Regions from separate parts of the Homo sapiens genome. Here region 1 is linked to region 2. The links are chromatin loops, found by intact Hi-C in ENCODE. Cell type or tissue: HCT116. All regions are shown on one strand. Links, peaks and the distances in the headings refer to the core of each region. The heading gives the core; the rest is flanking DNA. Region 1 has its middle 22 kb from the start of CACNA2D2. Region 2 overlaps CACNA2D2 (calcium voltage-gated channel auxiliary subunit alpha2delta 2).

The links. Hi-C counts contacts between places; a loop is a spot of excess contacts. Peaks named below come from ENCODE experiments on the same cell type or tissue, not always from the same donor. Only the 100,000 strongest peaks of a DNase experiment are listed, where the experiment ranks them.
Region 1: a loop joins it to region 2, with 2.2 times the contacts of the local background. A loop is called at or near these places in 1 of 110 quality-filtered maps.

The regions. Positions count from the first base shown.
Region 1 is chr3:50,523,789-50,528,171 of GRCh38, forward strand. No RefSeq gene overlaps it. Among named protein-coding and RNA genes, the nearest start is that of CACNA2D2, 22 kb to the left of the region's middle. RefSeq lists an enhancer at 1,582-2,219. In HCT116, for the core only: no CTCF peak of the experiment used is centred there; a DNase peak (open chromatin) is centred at 2,393.
Region 2 is chr3:50,400,769-50,405,151 of GRCh38, forward strand. All of the region lies in intron 3 of CACNA2D2 (calcium voltage-gated channel auxiliary subunit alpha2delta 2), which reads right to left. Among named protein-coding and RNA genes, the nearest start is that of TMEM115, 43 kb to the left of the region's middle. RefSeq lists an enhancer at 1-452. In HCT116, for the core only: no CTCF peak of the experiment used is centred there; no DNase peak of the experiment used is centred there.

The DNA.
Region 1 (4,383 bases), core at 267-4,266, 120 kb after region 2:
TCAAGTCATAGCTCAGCCACTTGCAAATTGCTGACCTTGGACAAGTTAGTTAAACTCACTGAGCTTCAGTTTCCACTTCTAGCGAAAGGGGTCCTGTCTCCTCACACAGGACAAGGAGGTCATGAGACCTGTGTCTGCCCCTCCTGGGCGGGAGCTCTGTCACATCACCTGTCTCCCTCTCTGCCATCAGGGCAAAGTCTGGCTCCCCGTCAGGGGCTGCTTCTTTTGGTTCCCTCTGACTGGATACCTACCCTCTCCCACGAGCCTTTCTTCTGAATTCCACCCACCCTTCTTCAGGCTTCTGCTTTAATGACCTTCCCCAAATCTGGGTGGGGCCCTCTGGGTATTCCTGCCCAGACTGGGGGAAGATCATTAAAGTAGAGGCCTGAAATTAAATCCACCAGTTTTCCTAAACACATTACACTAAAGACAGACTTGCTCCTTGTAATTATGAATCAGTTGGATTTGGGGATGCAAAGCATTTGACTTAAGCTCCACAGAGTCATGAACAATGTCCCGGGAATGCATGTGGTGTAAGACATGGGGTTCAGAAAAGCCAGGTCTCGTCTCTGACATCCCCCAACAGAGCTGAGACCTGGTACCCCCAAGCCCCATCCACACGAGACTCCCACGCGAGACTTGGACCTTGCCGGATTGGGCAGGCCACTCTTTCTGTGGGTTTATTGGGAGGGTCCAGGACCTCAGAGCCAGAGGACCAGGCAGTGCTGAGCCCTCATAGGATCTCTTGATCCAGCACTGAACGACCCCATCCAGTTTAAGGCCATGCCACCCTGAACGTGCCTGATCTCGTCTGAGAGACCCCATCCAGCAACAAGACCTGCCAGCTCTGCTCTCTGCCCCCAGCTGAGTGCCCTGCTCTGGACCTGCTTCCAGCCCCACTCTTGAGATGCCCACACCCTCCAAGAAACTCAGGACGAGGCAGGGGCTGGGGGCCAGGGCTTGCATTGCCAATGACTCCTGGGTGACCTGAGCCAGCTCTGCCACTGTGTACCTTTGTTTCCTCATAGGTACGATATCCCCACCCCCACCCCATTAGCAGAACAGAGATTGCGCTGGAGATCAAATATCTGAACAGAGGAGAGGACTCCAGAAGAGGAAGGAGGCCCTGGGAGGGCTGAGGTTTGAGCATCAACATAATTGGAGGTGACTGGTGAGGTTGGGGCAGGGTCTGAGCACAGCTGAGCTTCAGGCCTGCCCTGCTTCTGGCTGTCACAGGCCACAGGGCTGCAGAGATGGGCTGCTGGGTGCCTCGATCCTTGGCCCCCGCTCCTGCGTCTCTCACCTGTGGGCAGGTAGAATTGAGCATGCTCCAGATACTCCATTTCTGGGGGATTTATGGAGGATTTTATCTTCCCTCCTTGATCACTGGTGAGGGGAAGGAGAGGGAATGCTTCATTCCCTCCCCTTTAGAGGGGCAAGGAAGAGCAGCCTGGCCACCCTCAAGCTTGGAAAATACTGTCTGAACCCCACATTGGCTAACCCTCCTTCCCCCCATGGGGCCTCATCAGGACCTGGCGGGTACCGGGAGAGGATGGCAGCCATTTAAGCTGTCACCAGCTCCATCAGAGGATTTAAATCACTGACACAGAGTAACAGCACTGTAGATTACAGCGTGGGAGCCACGCGGGCACAGCACAGCAGAGGCGGGGGGAGGGAGGCAGTGAGGAGGTGCGGGCCAAGAGGCATCTTCTTGGCACCTCAGCTGGGGGTTTCTCTGCAGCTGAGGCCATCCCAGCAGGGAGTCCCTGAGCATCCCACCTCCCCCTCCACCCAGACTAGTTCCCCACAGAAGCCCCCACACTACTGGGCTGCTTCAGGGCAGCTGGGAACCTATTCTTTGTGTCCTCCAGATAAGGGCTTGAGGTCTTAACTCATGGACTCTGTACCCAGAGGCCTCACAGTCACGGGCACCCCTGAGAGTGGTGGTGGGGGCAGGGGCACCTGGCAGGGAGCCTGCCTGCTCTTGCTCACAGGCACCCAGCCATTGTCTCTGATTGCATGGTATTAGCCATAAATTACAGCCTTTGGGAGGCCGCATGTAAAAATAAAATAAAATAAATGTCAAAAGACAGAGAAAATGTTGATTCTTCAGGGAGAAGAAAGGATGGCTTGGATAAATTAAAACTTTGAGAGGAAGTGGAGTGTGGGAAGATGGTCCCTGGGACCCAGGAGCTGCTGGGGCATGGTAGGGGTAGCCTGGAGAACATCATCCAGTCTGTCGACAAACACGCTGGTCCTTCCTGAGGTCTTGGCCTATCCAGGCCAATGTGGGGGAAACACAGGAACCATGGGGCCCCACCCATTGTGGGCAGCATAGCCATGAAACTCCGCAGGAGGAACCCCAGGCACTGACTCAGCAGACACGTGGCTGGGCTCAGGCTGGGGCCTGGTAGGGTTGTGGGAACTCTCCATGGTGCTGAGGCCCATCTACCAGGTGAGAGGGCTGCTACCCATCCTGCCCTCCCCGCAGCAGGGTCAGGGGCCCCTCCTTCTTTACCTGAGTCTGGGACCCAGAGAGAGGCCAACAGCCGACATAAGAGCCCAGCTTGCCCCACCCTCTGTTTCCCCTCTGCAAACATTCCTCTTCTGGTCCCTCCTGACCCCCTTCCTTGCCTCTCCCACCAAGAAAGTTAGGGAGATTTTCCAAGGCTGCCTCAGCCAGGGCAGTGGAAAGAGAGACTGATGGATAGACAGAGCCCCTGACTGCCTGGCAGACGGACCACCTCCACAGTGATGTTTCCCCAGTGGGTGGCATTTCTCACTGGAGTCTGATTCAGACCCCAGACCCACATACCTGAAGGCCTAGGCCAGGAGTACAGTCAGCAACCCTGTACCCCTGGGCCTGCAGGGTTGAACTGGGGCAGGGAAGACACTCAGAGCATAAGGGGTGTCAAGCCTAAGGGAACAGATATGAGCCCCTGGGAGGGCTGGCTAATAAGGGCCAGAGTGGCAGAAAATACACACCTCTCACCTCCCCTGCCACTCCACCACACACAACCTGGACCCCCAGGCTGCCCTCTTGGAGGGGCCAAAGCAATTCTGAAGCTACAGCTATTTTTCTAGAGGCTCTGGTTGGGGGACCCATTTGTTTCTTCAATGAGCAAAATACACTAAAAAGGCATCCCACTCCCAGCAACAGCCTCCAGGCCCTTTACTTGACCACCACAGACATGGGGAGGAGGGAGGCTCCAGGCTAGCCATGCTGGGTGCCTATTCCTGTTCTTAAGGGGGTCTCAGCAGGGTCATCTATGGCACACTTGACATGAGGGGCAGATGAACTGGGCGCAGCAAGGGCTGGGTAGCTGGACAGGGCCTGACCTGGCTCCTGCTGGAGGTGGAAGGGGTTCCTGGAGCAAGGGCACCTCCTCACCAGGCCCAGGAGCACCTGCCCCAACCTGCAGCCCCTGGACCCACTCATCAAGCTGCTCCCTCATCCCGAGCCTGCTGCCCAGTCCTGCTTGACCTCAAACTGGCAGGACAGGGCACTGAAGTTGCTCAGTTGGATGGGCCCCAGCATGGCCTCAGCATGGCCTTCACTCTGGTACCTGCTCTTCCATCAGCAAGTGGGCCCAAGTGTACTGTGGCCTGAGCCCCTGACTGGCAACACCTCCTCTGGTGAAGGTTCCCACCTGGCACCAGGCTTCTGGTCTGAAAGATGCCTGCCTTCTTCAAGGTGGGAGGGGAGCTGCCTCTGGTGCCAGGAACCCCCCCAGCCACCGTCCTGCTCAGCATCCCTGTGGCTGGCTATGTTTGATTCTCTACTGGCACTCGAGGCCAAGGTCTAGCCCTGGCCTCTCAACACTTAGGCTTCCCTGAACCTGCAACCCATATCCAGCTGCCTTTGTATGCCCATGCTGAAGACAACTCTAGGACTCAGGAGGTGCTTGGAGTGGGTGTCTCCCCAAGGGCCTCACAGGGACCAGGCCTGGAAGCCCCTTCCTTATTCAATGCCTGCATTCTCCTCAATGTGTTCATCCGTCCCTGATGTCCCTGAGTCATCCTCATCTCCCTGCAACTTGGCCCCCAAGGTGGCCTTTCCCCCACCCCTCCTTCTCTCAGGCTCCCATACCCCAGAGCCTCTGAACCTCCTCCTTTTAGCCCCCTGCCCACTCTGAGCTCCTCTCTTGCCCAGCCCAGGGGCCATACTGGCAGATTTCACCTTGAAGTTCCCTTCTCACCATCTCCATCTCCTGCTTGGCCTTAACTGGAGAAAATCGTTTTCTTTGTGCCTGCCCCTAGCAGTGGGGCCTGAGTGGGTGCAAGGATGGGAATGGGCTATGGCAGGTGGAAATTCAAGTGCTGACGTCCACGGGCCTCCTCTGTCCCCTCTTCCTGCACCCGGACCCCATGCCAACCCCTCCA
Region 2 (4,383 bases), core at 163-4,162:
GGCGCATCTACGCTGGACACACTTGGCTCCTGTCTCATCTTTATTTTTTCCTTAACAAATTTGTTATAGTTTTTATTAACTAATTATTATAAGACAAGGTCTCTCTATGTTGCCCAGGCTGGTCTTGAACTCTTGACCTCAAGTGATCCTCCTGCCTCGGCCTCCCAAAGTGCTGGGATTACAGGCGTGAGCCACCGCGCCTGGCCCATGGCACATCGTAAGGTTCAAACCTACTCTTTTTGTATTAACCATGTTTACACCTTAAAGATAAAATGACCACCAGAGTAACAAAAAACACTGAAACCCCAGACCACAATTCCAGCAAACAGAAGCCTGCAAGGAAAATAAACATTTCTGGCACAGAGGGTGCCTCAGGGGAAGGCTGGCATGGGAGGCCATCACCGCTGTTGGCAGCAACAGGCTCCCTGACCTTTTCCCTCACAGGACTCATGCGTCTTCTGCAAATTGATAAAAAAAATTAGTAAAATGGATTTTTTTTTTAATTTAAAAAAGGTCAGAATCCATGTAACAGGGAAAAACTCATTCGAGTTGTGGTCTCCCTCTGCAGCAGGGCAGCCGCCACTCCACCCAAGTCCAGGCTTGACACCTCCCTGTGGGTGTCACAGGCTTGGTAATCAGTGCCTGCACCCCCTCAGTCCAGCCTGGAAGGGGCAGGCTGTGCTTCAATTTCCTAGGAAAAATATGAAGAAATGAGGGGTGGCCTGTGATGGAGAAGCAGAGGGAATGACTGTGACCAGCCAGGGTGGGGAGCCTGGTATCCCAGATGCTGGAATTTCAGGTCAGACAGAATTTCCCAGAACATCCTGGGCTCCCAAGGATCCTTGCTATGTTGTATTTTGCCAAGAGAGGACACTTAAAAAAACTCCCACTCTCTCTTATTACTGTTATGTTACCAAAAAGTGAACGTTTTATTTTTATTTTCAGTTTTGTTTTTTTTGAGATGGAGTCTTGCTCTGTTGCCCAGGCTGGAGTGCAGTGGTGCGATCTGAGCTCAATGCAACCTCTGCCTCCTGGGTTCAGGCGATTCTCCTGCCTCAGCCTCCCGAGTAGCTACAGGCGCCCACCACCACGCTTGGATAATTTTTGTATTTTTAGTTTCACCATGTGGCAACAGGGTTTCACCATGTTGCCCAGGCTGGTCTTGAACTCCTGACCTCAAGTCATCCGCCTGCCTTGGCCTCCCAAAGTGCTGGGATTACAGTTGTGAGCCACTGCATCCGGCCAAAGTGGACGTTTTAACATCAAGAGGAGGAAGGCCATGAGCTCTGGGATCCCTTCCCAAGGAAGTAAAGGAAGTGGCACTCACAGGTGGTAACAAGTATTCCACTGGCTTTCATTGCTTTTTTGCTTTAAACTGGAACCACAATCAATACAGAAAGAGGTCGGGTGTGTCCTGGGACAGGAGCCAAATGTGTCCAGTGTGAACAGGGAGAGGGTGAGGCAAGGGGCCTCTGTGGCTGGGCTGAGCATTTGCAGAAACCAGCTTGAATTTACAGACCAGTTTTCTGGAAATGGGAGTGAAACCCACCCTCTAGAGATTTTTACTCTGCAGCAGCAGGCTGACTCAGGAGGACGTGTGGGTGGACCTGGACAACCACGTGCTGCAGGAAAGGTCTGGTCTCAGGGCTGCAGGTCTCTGCCTTACCCAGTCCCCTGCTGAGCTCCCAGGTCTCCTGTTGAGCACTTGCAAGAGATGCCCCAATGAGAAATAAACCAATACATGCAACAAACTGCTTCAGGTCCACATTTGAACTGTGGCTTCAGAGCCCAGCCATATGAAGGCACCTCACCCTCAAGGAACCCAGAGCTGAAGGCTACTCCAGGCTGCTGGGGCTCTTTCCAAGATATTGCCCTGCTCAGCCCCATCCCACAGGGGCTCAAACGGGTGGGAATCCACCAACCTAGCTGGCACCCCAGCATGAAACTTACCCATTTCTGCAGGTCAGTCAGTCCCTGGCAACCCAGGTGGAATTTATCAGAATTCTGCCAGTTTTGTGTCAGTTTCCCTCCCCCTAAATTATGATCCATAATTCATCAACATTTCTCTCATCCTTAGAAAAAACCATGCAGATAGCATTGGGTGAGGGTACCCATCCAGGGGCCGTCGGCCACTCTGGCTAGGGGAGCAGGGACACATCCTTATCTGAGTGCTCTGTGGGGCATGGTGCTGCCTCCTGTCCCCTCATCAGTCCCCATTCTAGAGATATGTGTGGGCACGGGGGTGGTCGTTGAGTGTGACAGTGCCCTCCTCCCTTGTCCAGCCACAGAGGCCAAGGTACCCAAGTTCCTAGGGCTTGGCAATTGACCCAGCACATAATTTGGGGAGCACTGCCCTCACCTCTCTGTACCTTGATCTCTCATCTATAACAGGGAGGGACCAAAACACTGCCAGGGCCCCTCCCAGGGCTGTGAGGATGTGGATGGAGAGCAGGGCATAGACAGCGAACGGGATGGGGACTCACTTTGGAAACTGGAGACACAACTCCAGGTTCTGGGTTGCTCCTTCCCTTACCTCACTCCAGGGGCCTCCTGACTGGTTCCCCCTCCCCCAAACTCAGCTTCTCTCTAGGGCCTTCTAAACTTGGCCTGACCTGTTTTCTTCTTCAGTTTATGCCAACGGGCTGCCCTTCTCCTCAGCACCAACTTCGCTGGAGATCTTGTTCATTACCCCCCTGCAGCCCTGCTTGGCTTCCAGCCCTACTCCCATGACCCCTTCCTTGCCTTCCTGACCAGACCTCTCCCAAGCCCTGCAACCCACCTTCAGACTCCCAACCAAAGCTGGTTATCATGAACTCATCTGCCCCAGCCCCCACACCTTCAGGTTTCCCCATCAAGTTCTGTGACCTGTCTGTGTTTCCCGGATGCCTGGACCACTCCTCCCTTCCTAACATTATCCTTTACCAGGCTCTGCCAACCTCATCTCTCTTCTACCACACTGACATTGAAGTTTGCCTTCCTGCCATGCTGCGGTTCCAAAGCCTTGTTTGTGCTGTATCCCAAGCCTGGAGTGTCCTTTCTCATCCCCTCCCCTGGCTAGCTCCTCCTCATCCTGTAGGAGCCACTGCTCTTCTGCCTCCTCCAGGAATCCTGGTGCCCTGTAGGGCTGGGTTCCCACAATTGCCCTGGGGTTTCCATCACTGCATGTGCCTGATTCCCTCCCAGATGTGGTCCCTTGAAGGCAGGGACTTGATTCATGGATCTGTGTGGCCCCAGTGCTGGGCAAGCCAGCTCAGTGAGGAAATGCTAAGTGACCTCAGGCTCCCATCACAGTCAAGGGGTCAGGGGGTGGATCAGGAGTTGCCCTTGGGGATCTGCTGGTTTGGAGGCCCTGGGTTTCATTGGGATAGAGATGGCAGAAACCCGGTCAGAAATGGTACTGATGACAGAGAATAGGGATCCAAGATGGTGTGGGGGGTGAAGGTGTGAGTGGGGTGAGGCTGAATCTAAGTACAGGCCTCACTGTGTTCTCCACGAAGAGGCATGCGAGGGGCAGCCTCTGGGGTCTGAACTGCTGAAGTCTGCTCTCCAGGACCACAACTCCACTCTGGACCTTGTGAAAATGTTACCCATTAGCCCCACCCAGCTGCTGCCAGGTCAGTAATAACATGGTTATTAGCAGAAGTCCCCGGGGCTCTGCTGGAATGAGAGGCAGAGGGTGGTGGACAGGAGTGCCTCATCTGGCCAGGTCAGCCAGGAGCTGAGTCCCCAGGGAGCTCAGCACCCCTGCCCTGGTGCCAGATCAGTGCATTCTCCTGACATGCCCCAACATCCTCCTCCAAGAAGCCTTCTCAGATGCCTCTATGCCCACCATGGCTCAGGGGCAGGACATGGGAGGGTGACAGTTCCCATGGGAAGAGGTTGATATGACTCTCCTTCCTTCCTGTCAACACATGTTTACTGAGCACCTACTGTGTGCAGTAAACTGGCCTGAGGAGGTCAGTGAGCATTACAGACATAGCCCTGCTCTTACGTGGGGTGCCAGCAGTAAGTTCTTCTTTATAGTCCACCTAACTTCTTCCCACTGCAATTCAGTCCCACTGCCCTGAGCAGAGAACTTGCTAGAGGCCTCTACAGGAAGAGCTGCCTGGAATGGCACCGTCACTGGAAGAATTTAGGGTGCTAGGAAGCTCCCCTGCATGGGAATGTATTCCCACCTGAAAGCTGAGAGTGAGACCCCACCCCAGCTAGAACAAGAGAGCCTGAGTCCCAGCCCAACCTCCAGGCTCCCTTCCCATGATGTTATTTTTATACTTTTTCCTAAAACACAGCCTAAGCGGGCCCTTCTCAGCTCTATTAACATTAGGAATCTAATCAGTAATCAGACAGCTCATAATTTTCTGATTAGCTTTGATTAGGCCCAAC